Linked DNA regions of Mus musculus: all the other regions are linked to region 2. The links are chromatin loops, found by intact Hi-C in ENCODE. Cell type or tissue: heart. All regions are shown on one strand.

What was found. A loop is a pair of places that touch in the nucleus more often than their neighbours do. Peaks named below come from ENCODE experiments on the same cell type or tissue, not always from the same donor. Only the 100,000 strongest peaks of a DNase experiment are listed, where the experiment ranks them.
Region 1: a loop joins it to region 2, with 2.4 times the contacts of the local background. A loop is called at or near these places in 4 of 42 quality-filtered maps.
Region 3: a loop joins it to region 2, with 2.7 times the contacts of the local background. A loop is called at or near these places in 15 of 42 quality-filtered maps.

The regions. Positions count from the first base shown.
Region 1 is chr9:95,596,588-95,601,587 of GRCm38, forward strand. No RefSeq gene overlaps it. Among named protein-coding and RNA genes, the nearest start is that of Gm32542, 18 kb to the left of the region's middle. In heart, a CTCF peak has its summit at 3,035 (motif pointing right); no DNase peak of the experiment used is centred here; H3K4me3 peaks cover 695 bases.
Region 2 is chr9:95,549,060-95,554,059 of GRCm38, forward strand. No RefSeq gene overlaps it. Among named protein-coding and RNA genes, the nearest start is that of Paqr9, 8.1 kb to the right of the region's middle. In heart, a CTCF peak has its summit at 1,885; a DNase peak (open chromatin) is centred at 2,032; H3K4me3 peaks cover 356 bases; H3K27ac peaks cover 1,922 bases.
Region 3 is chr9:95,673,669-95,678,668 of GRCm38, forward strand. Pcolce2 (procollagen C-endopeptidase enhancer 2) reads left to right here. Exons shown (of 9, transcript NM_029620.2): 4 at 4,677-4,801. It also overlaps the pseudogene Itpa-ps2. Among named protein-coding and RNA genes, the nearest start is that of Gm39407, 31 kb to the right of the region's middle. In heart, CTCF peaks have their summits at 1,762 and 2,562 (motif pointing left); a DNase peak (open chromatin) is centred at 1,803.

The sequences.
Region 1 (5,000 bases), 48 kb after region 2:
TACCATGGAAATGGAAAACTAATTCACCGCTCTACTTCCACCTTCTTAAGCTCTTCTGAGACCGTTTCCCTCCTGAGCCTGTGCCACTTGGGTGTGGGACCCCTGTACTCCTTCCCAGAGGCCAGACAATCTTCTTCAAAAGCACATTTGGTGGATCAAAGGTCCAAAGCCAAGTTTTCAGTCTATCCTTGGGTATATATCCAAGGATATATACCAGGATATACAAATCCTTGGCAGATATATCAGGCAAATATGTTTGTGTGTGTGTGTGTGTGTGTGTGTGTGTGTGTGTGTGTGTGTGTATGTACATACAGATACACACACATACATACATATATATACATATATATGTATATGTATATATACATACACACATACATATATATACATAATATGTATACACACACATATATATGTGTATGTGTATATATACATACACACATGTATACATATGTATATATACACACATATGTATGTGTATACATATGTATATACATATACATACATATACATACACACACACACACACACACACACACACACACACACATATTTGCCTGTTATATCTGCCAAGGACAGACCTGTACCTTCTGAAACAGAAACAGAGCATTCATCACACTTTAGAGAGATGGATTGGTGTTAATGCTTATATAAAACATCCACTACACTGCTAGCTGTGTAAAACTTTAGCAAAGACATTCAATATAATAATACAATACTTGGTATTGATATGCAAAGACCGTTTTATTTTTTCACTGACTTTTTAAACTTTAATCGATCAATGGATTGTTTATGCCACTGAGCATCAAACCCAGGGCCTTGCGCATGCTAAACACACACACTGCTGCTTAGCTATGTCTCTGAACGGTCATTGCTTTATATTTAGTCCTTTTGGTTCTAGAAACAGCTTTCGTCAAAGCAGTTGCTGCACAAGGCCAGCAACACTCTGTGTACATCTCGGAGTTTCCACGATTGTCCAGTGAAAGATCTACACAATTGAGGGGTGTGCAGGCACACTAAACTATTCACACAACAATGAAATCAGCTAGCTACAGTTCTCCTGGCGCCCCATCATTAGGTTGATCTTTAAGGAAGATCACAGTTCAACCTTTGAAACCCCATGTGACTATATTTAAAACAGTTTTCCTCTAGGGCATTCAAAGCTTTTTACAATATTGTATTCACTTAAAGCATAATATTTACCCAACTGTTTTCAAATGAGCAGCAGAGAAAGAACAGAAGAGAAACGTTAGGGTCAGGCTGTCCCGGGTTTGTTTTCTATCTAGTTTTCAGCTCATATTTCCCTCGTTCCCCGAGTTAATGACTTAATTACTTTCTGTGGCTGTAAGACAATGTCTGAGCATTGTGACAATTTTGCTGCAGTAAACTTTTTTTTTTCTCCTGAGTCTGGGTTTTCCAGACTGGCTGTGTTAGGCAAGCAGGAACTCCAGGCAGCGAGAGTGAAGGAAGTCTCCAAGGTGAGCAGTGAAGGAATTGATGAGGTGAAGGGAGGGGAAGAAAGCGCGGTTTATCACTGAGTTGAGCTCTCTAGCGCTGTACTAGAAAGTGGGGTGGGTTGTTTGTCGGGTAGGAATTTCGAGACAAACTACACGGAACCATTTTTCTAAAGAGTCCCTTTGGGGAGGGGAAGAATTCATTCCTAGACTCTCTCCTACCCCCTGCCTCACTGTGAATAAAGTTTATCTTAGTAGACAGTAACGTATGAACGTCCAAACAGCGTAGCAGAAGCAGCTATGCCATTTGTCCGTGATGAGCGGTAGCTAGTAGTGAGCAGACACAGAGCAGTGCACTTGCTGCCTGAAGCCTTCCGAGCTTTATCAAGGGGGCGTCCCAGCGCGGGTCCCACTGCCTCTTGTACCTTATGACAGCGTGCAGTGGAAGGCGTGAGGCAGTGTAACCAGGAGCAGCTGGCTCTGGCCAGGCTGCCTGAACAGAGAGGCAACTGCTGCGGCATGGCTGCTGTAGCTGTGGATCCTGAGAGCTTTCGTGGCAATGAGCGAAATGTCCTGCCAAGGTGATCAACGGTGATCTTCCTTAAGGCTCAGCTTAGCATTGAGTAAGACTGATGAACTCGGACTGATAGGATAGGCTCGCCTGCATCTGATGCACACACAGGAGATTTCTCTTGAGTTTATTGGGGATGCTGATTTTAACTTCACTGGCTTCATCAGCTCACAGTCTTAAATAACAGTTTCAGACAGTTGCTGCTTACCGATTCTAATTTTCTATCCTTCCTTGAGAACAACACCAAAAGCTAGCCAGATAGCAGCAGGTAAAGGCACCAGCTGATGAACCAGAATGACTCCCAGAATCCCCTGCAAGTTGTCCACTGAGCTCCACACATACATATACAGTGGCAAGTACGAACCCTCATATACACAAATAATAAATAAATAAAGTGTATTGTTTAAAAAGTACTACAGAAGCCCATCTGTTGATCCATAAATTCATCCCCAGGGTGGTGGAATAACCAAATATTCCCACTGCAAATCTCCTTCTTAAGCTGCAAATAAGTATCTGTTGCCAAATTCACAAGAAAGCCCAAAGTAGGAATTTAATAAATATGAGTCATTTGGAATTGAAGAGAAAAGCTAATATTTAAATCCTTATTCATTCTAAACCCAGAACATTCCGGTGTTCACCGGAGAGAGCACTGGTGTTGTTTGGTGCTCATTTAATTCTTTTTGCCACCATCTCTCCCCTCCCCTCCCCCTGTGTGCACACAGCCCTTCTCATCCACACCGACACCACAGACTCACACAGCCCAACACCTACTTTGCATTCAGCAAACACATAAGCAGCGTGTGATGTCATTTCATAATCTATGGAAAGTAACATTGGGCTACTCCTTATTAAGATCTAGCGTGTCCACCAGAGCTTGGTGAAGTTCAATGGAAGCCTATTACTACCTACCCAACATCCACATGACTTCAAAAGATTTTTTTTTTTTTAAGTTCTTACTTTATGTGTACGGGTGCACACACACCATGCACACGCAGTGCCTACAGAGGCCAGAAGAGGGCATCCAATCCCCTGGAACTGGAGATACAGAGGCTTATGAGCCATCTATGGGTACTGGAAATTGAACCCAGGTCCTCTGGAAGAGCATTAACTAAAGTGCTTAAACACTAAGCCATCTCTCCAATCCCTCCAATACTAATTTCCTCATCTCTTATGGCATTGGTATGCATAGGGCAGTGATGGGTGTGGCCCCAGGGAATAAAGAAACACGTGGACTACAGAGATTTTAAACACACTAATACAGAAGACTAAAGGTTGCTCTGTTTTTAATATGATGACACACTAGCAATTGTACATCAAGCTCGACACCCTCCCCGCTCCAAGCATCTTCCTCGACTTAGCCTTTAAGCAACGTCTGCACTTGCCAGGATTTTGTAATAAAGACAATTAGCATATGACCCAGCCTGTCCTTTAGTCAGCCCTGTAGCCCCAGCCAAATCAACTCAGAGATGCCCTGACAGAAATGGATGAATCCAGAGGCATTTGTTTGAAAGCTAAGCCCCTAATGGCTCAGGATCACAGATGCTGGAGCTCTGGGGGCACCTTCATCATCAACCTGTGTGCCTGACAGCCTCTGTTTCTGCATTCACTAAGTCATGCCAGAACTGTGGCCGTCATAGCATGCAGGGTACTTCAGTCTTTCTTATCAACTTAATTCTCTCACAAAAGCTCTCATGGAGCCTATGCTCGGGACTACATTTTAAAACAGCAAAAAAAAAATTTGCAAGTTGTGTTTTTTGTTGTTGTTTTGTTTGGGGCTGGGAGGGGGAGCTTGTTAATTCAAGTTCACATATGATAGACTTGATAAATTTCTATTGACTCTTTTTACTAGTAAGTATTATTAGGCTGTGATGTTTATAGTAATTTCTATAGTCATTAATATGAAGGCATGTATATTTTTCTCATTCTTTTAAACAATAGTAATACAATTAAGGAAACTAATCAATTACATTTCCCTCTACTGATAAGCTAATAATTTATTTTATTGCTTATTTTTTTAAACTGACCTACAAACTTTGGACAATTATTCTTCCTTAGTGTATCCATGAATATTGATAGTGGACTATGGAGGCAGATGTTTAAGAAGGACCTGCTCTGTACAAATACCCAAGGTGCACCCTGAGTCCCAGCTCCCTGACTACACTGCAGGTCTGTGAGCTCCGCTGTCCTCTTCTGCTTGTTGTGAATTGTCTGGTGGAGGGATGACTAACCCTTGCTTCATCTAAATCCTGTTCTGTGCTCAGAGAAGCATCCTTAGCTACAGTGTCAACTCTGAGAGGATTACAATTGAGTTGCAGTCAGAGACGGCTTCAGAACCAGTATGGGCGGTTGATGTGGTTTTAGTGAAGGAGTGTTGTGCCATTCATTCTACCAGGAAACATGGGCAATACCTCGGTGTGGGGTTTATTTGTTTTGTAGTACTGGATCATGAACACCCGGACCCAATACCTGCTGGGTCTACAACCACCCACACCCTCAGCCCATTTCTGTATGTTCTGTGTGAGTGTTCACAGCACAAAGCAGATGTCCGATCAGGAGCACACATCACATATTACTTCTCTTGCGTCCTCCCCTTCCTGACTCCCCCGACTCCCCGTTCTCCTCAGAGTCAGAGACTTAATAGCTGCAGATTGACAAGCCAGTTGATTTACAAGATCGACTCAAAGCAATATTTGGAAGGACTAAGAATGATCACAAAGTATTCGACAAAGTAGCATTTTTATTCTTTTAATAACTATATTAGGCTTTGGGGAAAAGTGCTGGCGAATTTCATGTCAACTTGACACAAACTGAACAGACGGGACCTTAATAGAGAAAATGCCTCCAGAAGATGGTGATGTAAGCAGGCAAGCCTATAGGGCATTTTCTTAGTGATTGATTCAGGAGTGGCCAGCCCACTGTGACTGCTGCTGACCCTGGCTGGTGGCTCTGAGCCCTATAGGAAAGCACTCTGAGCA
Region 2 (5,000 bases):
TGGTGATATGTTCCTACACGTGGCTGGGCTGCAGGATTGGTCCACAGGAAGGAGAGTCCCCTACACTGAGAGGCTGAACTTGCAGACAGGGAGAGAAGGAAAAATACATTCGCACATACATTTTGCATTCAAGGCTAAACACTACCATAACTCTATGACAGAAAACATGCAGAACACACAGGAGAAGAACCCTGACTTGGGAACAATGCTCCTGAAAGGGCCAGGCAAGAAGGCATAAACTACTCTTTGCCCAGGAGCTATTGTCAGCTACAGCCTCTCTATGTCATCACACCAAAACACACAAATACAAGCTCTTACAAATACAAAGCTATCAGCTGCGAAGTGGTAGCACATGCCTTTAATCCCAGTGCTTGAGTGGCAGAGGCAGGCAAATGTCTAAGTTCGAGGCCAGCCTGGTCTACAGAGCAAGTTCCAGGACAGCCAAGGCTACACAGAGAAACCCTGTCTCAAAACAAAACAAGCAAACCAACCAAAAACAAACAAGAAAACCAAAACAAACAAAACCCCCACAAGACTAAGAAGTTTTTTGCTGATACATCAGGGGAAAGAAAATCCAACCTCAGTGAAGTGGGACACTGTCTTACTGTTTGGAGTCCGTCTGTTATTGGTACCAAGCTCAGGTCTTCCTCCACCTCTCACAGACCCACATTTCTCAGAGATCATTTTCTTCCTGAGCTCTGGACTCCAGCCCTGGAGTCACCTTTAGCGTTGGCGGTCCCCAGGATGCTGCCAAGTCACCTGATCCCTAAAGAAAATACTACATCCATCAGCATCAGAGAACACACTCAATAAACCTGCTTGCAACTGAGGCCTGGCTGCTCCCCCTTTGTCCCAAATAAGGCTTTGCTGCTGGGCTGTGTTCGCCCCGGTAACAGGTTACCCCAACTGCCAATGTGAGGCATAGGCATGGCTTCCACATCAGCTGAAGTTTCTGTGTCTGCATACTTGGCTGTGCTTTACCAGGACCTAACTTCAGTGCACGGTAGCCTTAGAGTCTCACTCCACGTGTGAAACTCCCAGTGTCTAAACCAGCTTCCCTCGGGAGGTTCTGCTAGTGCTAGGTTTTTACATACTACACGGTATCTACACTGACATGTCTTGTATTTTCTGGAGAGGTGAGAACACAGCGAGGCTCTGCTGAGCGGCAGGGGTGCAAAATGATGCTAATAATAGACGGGATTTCAAGAATTCCCTTTAATACAAACTACTTTGTTCTGATTGACCTTTAAAATTCAAATGAAAGCCCTGCGACTCATCCTACCAAGATAACCTAGTGTTCCGTGTCGTTTCTTTCCAGATAAATCACCAATGTCACACATCACCACCCCCTATTCTTCTGGAAGAGCTGGAAGATGTAGCGTGAATCTTTTTTCTTTCTTTCTTTCTTCCTTCTTTCTTCCTTTCTTTCTTTTTCTTTCTTTCTTTTAAGGTCCCCTTTTAAGTGATTAGTGGTGAAGAGCAGAAACCACTGTTCAAGTCTTTGAGGTTCACAGCCAACAGCTTTTGAGTTTTCTATTTTTGGCTAAACAGGTCTGGGTTGTGGAGACTTCCAGTTCACTGTCAATACAAATACTCCAAGCTGAGCCTAGTCTCTGAGTTTAGGAAGGATTTAGAGGAGCCCTACGTAATTGTATTTAATTTATTATTAATTTATTTGTGTGTGTGCATGAGTGTGTGTGTGTGTGTGTGTGTGTGTGTGTGTGTGTGTGTGTGTGCGCGTGTGTACACTTGAGCACTGGTAATCAAACTCAGGTTGTTAAGCTTAATGACAAACACCTTGACCTCCTGAGCCACCTCACTGGCCCATGGGAGAGCGTTAATCATCCATTTGGGTGATACTAGGCAGTGACATGAAAGAAAAGTGTGCTAGGCAGGAGAGGCAGGAGGCGGTAGAGAGTGAACCAAGTACGACCCACCCCCACGCCCCCCACCAAGGACAGCTCACAGCCTCCCAGTGAACTAAGAAAAAGATAACCCCTCTCCAGGGAAGATAGCGCATGCCTGGCTCAGGGCCTGGTGGCAGAGCATGGCTGACTCTGCAGATAAGCCCTCTCCTCTTAAAATGGGCCACAGGTCAGGGACAGCCCAAGCACAGCCACAGACAGCCTTTCTTAGTGAGACTCCTCTAGAGGAACCATAGGAAAGCTGAGACAGTCAGGAAGATGAGGAGGAGGAGGAAGGCTGGAAATTACTCATCCAAATCTTTCAAAACTATTTTTTTCTCTCTCTCTTAGACCAAGCACTACCAATCACACAGGACAGAATTCCAAGGCTGCCCCTCCACTGGGTTCCCTCTCCATTAACCATTAGCAGGACACCATCCACAAGCAGGTAGCACCAGGATTTTAAAATTATATAAGCTTTAACGACAATAACACTCAGTATAGAAACTGGTGGCTGGCCGTTTTCCACATCCGATTCACACAGAGAAATGTTCGCCTCCTTGACTTAGCCCTTCACTGTTATCTGTATTTTAACATTAATCTTCCCTCAGCAAGACATTCTACACAGCAGAGTCAACATGGTAAGCATAAAAACAGCATACATTAGTATATTTAATATTTTTAATTATAAAAAACAAGTAAATTAGATATTTCCCACTCTTTTTCATGAGAATTATTTTTTATGAGACTTGATTTATGCTTTATTTCTGACTTGTTTCAAATACCATACAATGGGGAGAGAGACCAGGAATTGAGCACTTTTTCTTGCAGACAACATGGGTTTGATTCCCATCACCTACATGACAGCCCCAACCATCCATAACTCTAGTTTCAGGGAACCTGATGGCCTCTCTGCCTGCTCAGGAGCCAGACACACACGTGGTACACAGAAATACATGTAAGCGAAATGCCCATAAACATTAAAAAAGAAAAGAAAAAACCTTTAAAAAAAAAGCCTTAACAAATATGTAGTTTTGACATCCCCACATCAAACTATTGGGTAGTGGAAAATGAAAAGTGATTTGAGAACATAATGCAGTGTGCAGTTCACATCGAGCAGCCCCGGGGACTTTTGTCTCCCCTAAGTGGCCGTAAAGAGTGTCTTGCTGGAAATGCTCAAAGTTTGCACTGCATTCTCGAGTATCAGACAGAATGGGAGCCCACAGAGCCTTTCAGTTCCCGTTCCACCCTCCCAAGCATCCTCCAGAAACAAGGTTAGCGTAATCAGGAAGTCTGAAAAATGCACAGATGGCCCTTCCTGCTATGTTAAGTGGGAAAGAAAGGAAGGCCCACTCGCCAGCTCCAGGCCCACTCGCCAGCTCCGGCTCTGTTTGTTAATCACGAGCCAGTGAGCCCAGTGATGCCCCTGCAGCGCAGGTGGGCAGGCACTAGGAGGAAGGGGCCAATTCTCCAGGACCCGTAGTTCTCTCAGGGATGAGCCGGTGTGGACAATTCAGGACTCAGAAGTTTACCTGGTTTAACCCTTGCCCCAGCCTTAACCCCCACGAGGTCATGGTCAGAGAAGGCTGCAGGCTTTTTTTTTTTTTTTTTTTAATGATTTATTTATTTTGGACTTGGTGATTGTTCACCACAGCAAATATGTGGAGGTCAGAGGACACCTGCAGGAGTCTGTCCTCTCCTGGCATGTGGGCTTCAGGGACTGAACTCACACCCCTAGGCCTATCAGCAAGTGCCTATGCCTGTTGAGCCTCTTTAGCACAACATTTAGAAAAGCAGACAAAGCTCAATGGTATTTAGGGTGGTATCGGAACTGTCCTGACTTTAAAACAGCTGACCTAGGTAAATCATTTTAAGATGGTTGTGTTAAAACATGGTGGCACCTTTTCCCTGCTCCTGAAAACAAGGTGGACTCTGCTTGCACTGCCTGTGCCACTCTCTCTCTCTCTCTCTCTCTCTCTCTCTCTCTCTCTCTCTCTCTCTCTCTCTCCCTCCACCCTCCCTTCTTGCTACTGGCTTGGAGCACAATGATGCTTACTAGTGCCTGCGAGCTGTCTCCAGAGGCTCACTATGGGTCCAGCAAATAACGCCAGCCCAGCATCCAGACGTGCCTCTAGACAGTTATTAAGTGTACATAAGATTGAGGCAGCTAGACTTGAGACTTGGTGGAAGGAGAAAGAGAAGTAGGATGGAAGGAGGGGTGGGGAGAAGGCAGAAGGACAAGGCAGGGATCAAAAAAGCAACAAACTAGTTGGGTGTGGTGACATGACCAGGATGTGATGGAACACATCTGTGATCTCAGTACTTGGGAGGCAGAGGCAGGAAGATCAGGAATCCAAGGTTATCCTCAGCTACTTAGACGTCGGCCTGAGCTACATAAAACCCTGTCCAAAAGGAAAAAAAAAAAAAAAGACTAACAAAAGAAAATATTCTTGTTGCCAGCGGTACCTGCTTGTAACCCCAGCATTTGGGAGGTAGAGGCAGGAAGGAAAGCAAACATTCCAAACCAGCAACAAATAACAACAACAACAACAACAACAACACACACACACACACACACACACACACAAACACCCTCTAGCGTTCATTTGACCATAGGGGAGGGGGAGAGAGAGAGGGGGGGAGAAACAAGAACTTGTGGCTCCAAGGACAGAGACCAGTGAGTGATCGTGGGGAAAAGCAGGTCCCTAGAAAGAAAAAAGATGCTTGTCCCCTTTGTAAACTTGGCTTAAGTGTGCAGAGGAGGGAGCCTCCAGGGTGACCCCAATCACACGCCTATGGTTTGCACATGGGGCACAAGACAGATGTGACATCACTGGTGCACACTAAGCAATCAACACTTAAGAGTGTGATATGCTTCTCTTGGTTTAGTGAATGGTGCCTAGGTCATTTTGGCCGTAAACACTTTCTACAGACACTGAAACCACAACAACGAGCACTACTGCATTTTCAAACTCAGTAGAACCAGCAGTGAATGTGAATCTCGACGAGCTGATAGCTGAGGCGCCCTCCCTTCCACGTTCAGAGCGCAGTAGTATTTCAGCCAGATCCTTTCCTTCCTACGGCCATCAGCTGCCA
Region 3 (5,000 bases), 120 kb after region 2:
TATAACATTGTGTGATACCAAGAATGGGAAGGAGCCAATGACTTCTGTACTTCTGGAGAAGTATAAAATGACAACAGACTCTTTGGTGTCTGGAGAAGTTGTGTTGGAATGAATTGTTTAATGAAGTTATCTGGCCCAGCCATGCATTCTTGGATATTGTAAGAAAATGAAAAAATAACCACATCTGTTGGAGAAAGTATTTAATCTCAATCTGGGGTTTCTACCCTGTCTTTGGTCATTCAGTTCCCAGATAAAAGACACACAGCTTTTATATTGTAATAAGCCTTAATCTGCACCAGGGCTGGGCACGCATCTACCTTCTATGCTATTATGTCTATTTCCCTGCCAATAGCCCCACAATATGATTTGCCATGTTCTGTCTGGGCTGCTCTTAACTCCAATCACCCAGCCCTCCTGGCCATGATTTTATGATTCTTGTCTCACGGCATCTTCTCTCTCCACCACCTTCTCCCTCCCCTGTGGTTCTTCTCATACATCAAGCCCAGGAACCCCAAGCTCCACCTAGTTCAGTTCTGCCCAGCTATAAGCTGTAGGCACCTTTATTCACTAATCTGGGATAACTTGGGGGCGGGGTGGGGGGGCAAGGTCCCGTAGTGTCTCTTGGGTCTATGTGCACACCCTCTAAATTCCTAAAGGCCACCAGGCCTTGGGGGCCAGTATTAAGCATTACAATATAAGCCAAAGACTTAAAAAAAAAAAAACTTCAACACGCATCAACAAAGAAGACATACACAAAAACAATCATGGCAGCCTCGCTATCAATAACTTACACTGAAAGCAACCTACCTGGGCCAGTTAATTTTCTGTCAGCTTGACACAAGCTAAGGTCATCTGCAATGAGGGTATCTCAATGGAGAAAGTGCCTCCATCTCTAGGCAAGTCTGTGGAGAAGTTTTTAATTAAGGATTGACGTGGGAGGACCAAGCCCACTATGGACGGCACCACTCCTGGGCCAGTGGTCCTAGGCTGCATAAGAACAGGCTGAGTAAACCACAGGGAGAAAGCCAGTCAGCAGTATTCCACCATAACCTCTTCTTCAGTTCCAGCCTTAAGTTCCTGCCCTGACTTCCCTTCATGAGTGACTGTGTCAGAACATATAAGCAAAATAAAATCCTGAAGTACCCACCTCCACCCCCAAGTCCCAAATTGCTTTTGGTCATGATGTTTTTGCTTTTTTTTTTTTTTTTTTTTTCAAAGCAGACACACCATTTATTTTGGAAACAAATGCCCTCCAGAATTTACATTTTCTACATTCTGTATGCAAAAGTTGTGTTTCTTTGCCAGACCCTTAACCAGATACGAAATGTAAACACTCCAATTTTTCTCAGGATCCCAGAGTCAGCAGCTGCAAGAACAACTCTTTTTTGTTGTTGCTTTGGTGTTTTGTTTTGTTTTTGAGACAGGGTCTCACTATGTAACTCTGGCTGTCCAGGAATTCACTATGCAAACCAGGCTAGTCTCCAACTCACAAAGATCTGTCTGCCTCTACCTCCCAAATTCTGGGACTAAAAGTGTGTATGCCTGGCCAAAGGCAACTCTTGAATCCTGAAGGGCAGGAGTTTAATATCAACTGGCCCAGCGTTCCCTGATGCAGAGCCAACTTCTCTTCCAAGAACTGGCTGCTGAAGCTGCCTGGATCCCCTGGCAAAGGGAAACCCAGAGAATCCTTGCCAGGAGTGCCTGCCTCCTGGGACATTCTACACTACCCCCTCTCTCCCTCCACACACCCACAGCCCTAGTGGTCACCAGTCCCAGCAGCCACACTAAAGTACTCCTGCAGCTTGAGCAGGGCTCGGAACCGACGAGAAATGGTGTTCTCAGCCTTTGGTATCTCTGTATATATTTGTTCATATCCATCAGGCGGAAAGCAGGGATCCCAGCCAAAGTCCCGGCAGCCTCGTGGTATCATAATCTGTCCCGAGGTCTGGCCTCTGAACAGGAGCACTGGCTGGCTTGGGTCCCCAGTGCTGAGAGCATAGTGCAGAGTGCATAGGCTGATTCGTCTGCAAAGCTAGTCAGGAGCTAGTGGAGACCTTTAGGCTTCAGCTTCTGCAGGAACCATCTTAGGTAGGGTCCAGGGAGTCCCCCAAGTGCATTAAAGCCTGGACACGTATTCTCCACCAGTACAGAGCCCTGCACCTAGCAAGCTGCCTCCAGTCACTTCTGTATGGAAATTTCACCTGGCTCTCCCTGGTACTCAGGAAGGTCAATGTTCCTGTGCCACCAAAGGGCGTGGAAACTTATCTCCTAGAATCTGAATGAGCTCCTCCAGCTTCTTTGCACTTCTCCTCACAAACACGTATCTTCTTCCCCACCAAAGGTGTGGCCACTGCAAGCCTGATTACAGTCTAGAATGCCCAAAAACCCTTTGCCCGGTCATTTATTATAACAATACATTTCAATCTACAACACAACCCAAAAGGAGCATCAGTAGAAGAATGGGCACACAAATGGCTGTGTGTGCAGACAGTGGAACACTACCCAACAGTGTAAAATACAACCACCAAAGACAGCAGCGGAAGACAGGGGGTGCCCCCTACAGGACTCAAGTTATACGAAGCTCCAGGATAAAACTACGGTGACAAGTTTTCAGAAAAGTGATATGATGGGTGTTTTGTGAGAGATGGATTCCATATCACCTCAGGAGTGTGGCTCACATGGGTGCATTTATTTGTCAATCTTGTAAAGTTAAGATTGATGAGTGTACCTTCCCAGACCTGTGACATTAAAATAATAAAACAATGAAGCAGGTGGAGGGGATTGAGTAACCACAGGGAGAAAACAGAAAACCAATGACAGCGGCTGACAATGGATGATGGGTGCGGCTGACAATGGATGATGGGTGCGGCTGACAATGGATGATGGGTGTGGCTGACAATGGATGATGGGTGTGGCTGACAATGGATGATGGGTGTGGCTGACAATGGACGATGGGTGTGGCTGACAATGGACGATGGGTGCGGCTGACAATGGATGATGGGTGTGGCTGACAATGGACGATGGGTGCGGCTGACAATGGATGATGGGTGTGGCTGACAATGGACGATGGGTGCGGCTGACAATGGATGATGGGTGTGGCTGACAATGGACGATGGGTGCGGCTGACAATGGATGATGGGTGTGGCTGGCAATGGATGCTGGGTACACAGGGGCCTCTCTATTCTATTCACTATATGTATGCTTTAAGTTTTCACTCATAGTTTAGAAATTATTCCAAACTCAAATTTTATAGTATGTTTTCTTAAATCTACGTATTTAAGACTTCTCCATGTTGAAAAAAACATTTTGTTCCTTTAGTCTCAGCTCAGTTATTTGTGAGTTCGTTCTAAGTGAAATTAGATTTCTAACTTTATATCAAAATAGATTTCTAAAACTCTTTCCTCGTATACAAAGTGCATATCAGTACTTGCATCCAGTATCTAAATTAAAATGTGTTACATGTTAACGGTGTTGGCTTTTAGGTGGTGGGACTGGGGTAAATTTTCCTTCTATGTTTTCCTGTATTGCTGGAAGTTAATAAACAGGCTTTTGTGTGGGTATGAGTGTGAGTGCGCATGGTCATGTGTGTGCACATGTGTGTGGAAGGCAGATGTCATCCTTACCCCTGGATTTGAGATAGGCTCTCAGTCTGGCACCCGGAGCTTGCCTGCTGTGCTAGACTGGCTGGCTGGTGCACCCTAAGAATCTGTGTGTCTCCACTCCCCAGAGCTGAGATTACACACACACACACACACACACACACACACACACACACACACTACCATGCCTGGCACTTATTACCTGGGAAAGTTCTGGGAAACAAACTCAGGTCCTCATTGGCTAATGCCTCAGATTTATAAATATGCATTGTTTTGATGAATAGAGTAATCCCTAAAAATTATTACATATGTTACTAGACTATACATAATAGATAAATAGGTGATAGATAAATAGAAGTATTACTAGATATTAGTAATAAAAACTGTCTATAAGAGCTAATTTAGGCTGGGCATGGTGGCACACACCTTTAATCCCAGCACTAGGGAGGCAGAGGCAGGTGGATCTCTGAGTTCAAGGCCAGCCTGGTCTACAAAGTGAGTTCCAGGACAGCCTGGGCTATACAGAGAAACCCTGTCTTGAAGAAAAAAAAGAGCTAATTTAAATTTTGTCCTTGGGGAATTTAATAAATAACCAATGAGCCAATGCCTTGAGAATTCTAAGTGGATTCATTGCACAAGCTACAATTCTGAATGGGTAGGAATTTTTTTGTCCAAAAGGAGGAAAACAATGGTCAGGAAAAAAGCTGTGGCTCTTGGTCTGTTCCCTCCTTGTCTTGTGTGATGTGTCAGGCACTAAAAGTAGTCAGTGAGCTGGGTTTGGTGATAGCAATGTAATCACAGCGCTAGAGGTGGAGGCAGGAAGAGCAAAGCCAGACTCAACTGCACACTGCATTTGTGCCTAGCTTGTGCTACATAAGACCATCTCAGAAGCAAATTAGACATACAGAGCAGATTGTGTGGTCATTTTTTTCCAAAGAGAAAACAGGAGAGCCTCTACCATTGCCTGGATATTCTATGATGCCCCTAATGCTCTCATTCCTGATCTCCAGGCGATTGTGCTACTGTGATCTATGTTAGGATATAAACTTGTGTGGTTTTCATATTTAATAACTTCAGGAGACCGGTATTGTGGAGGACGCCTTGAAAAACCTTCCGGTACCTTTAAAACTCCCAACTGGCCAGACCGAGATTACCCCGTGGGAGTTACTTGTGTGTGGCACATCATAGCTCCGAAGAACCAGGTGAGGCCCCAAAAAATGTGATGAAAGTGAGTATGTGTGAATTTCCCTGAGTGTGAGCCTCTGCCTCTTATGTGAATTGCCCAAGGTATGAGCCTCCACCTCTGGTATAAATTGACCACAGTGTGAGCCTCTGCCTCTGCCTCTGCCTCTCTCTCTGCCTCTCTGCCTCTCTCTCTGCTTCTCTCTCTGCCTCTCTGCC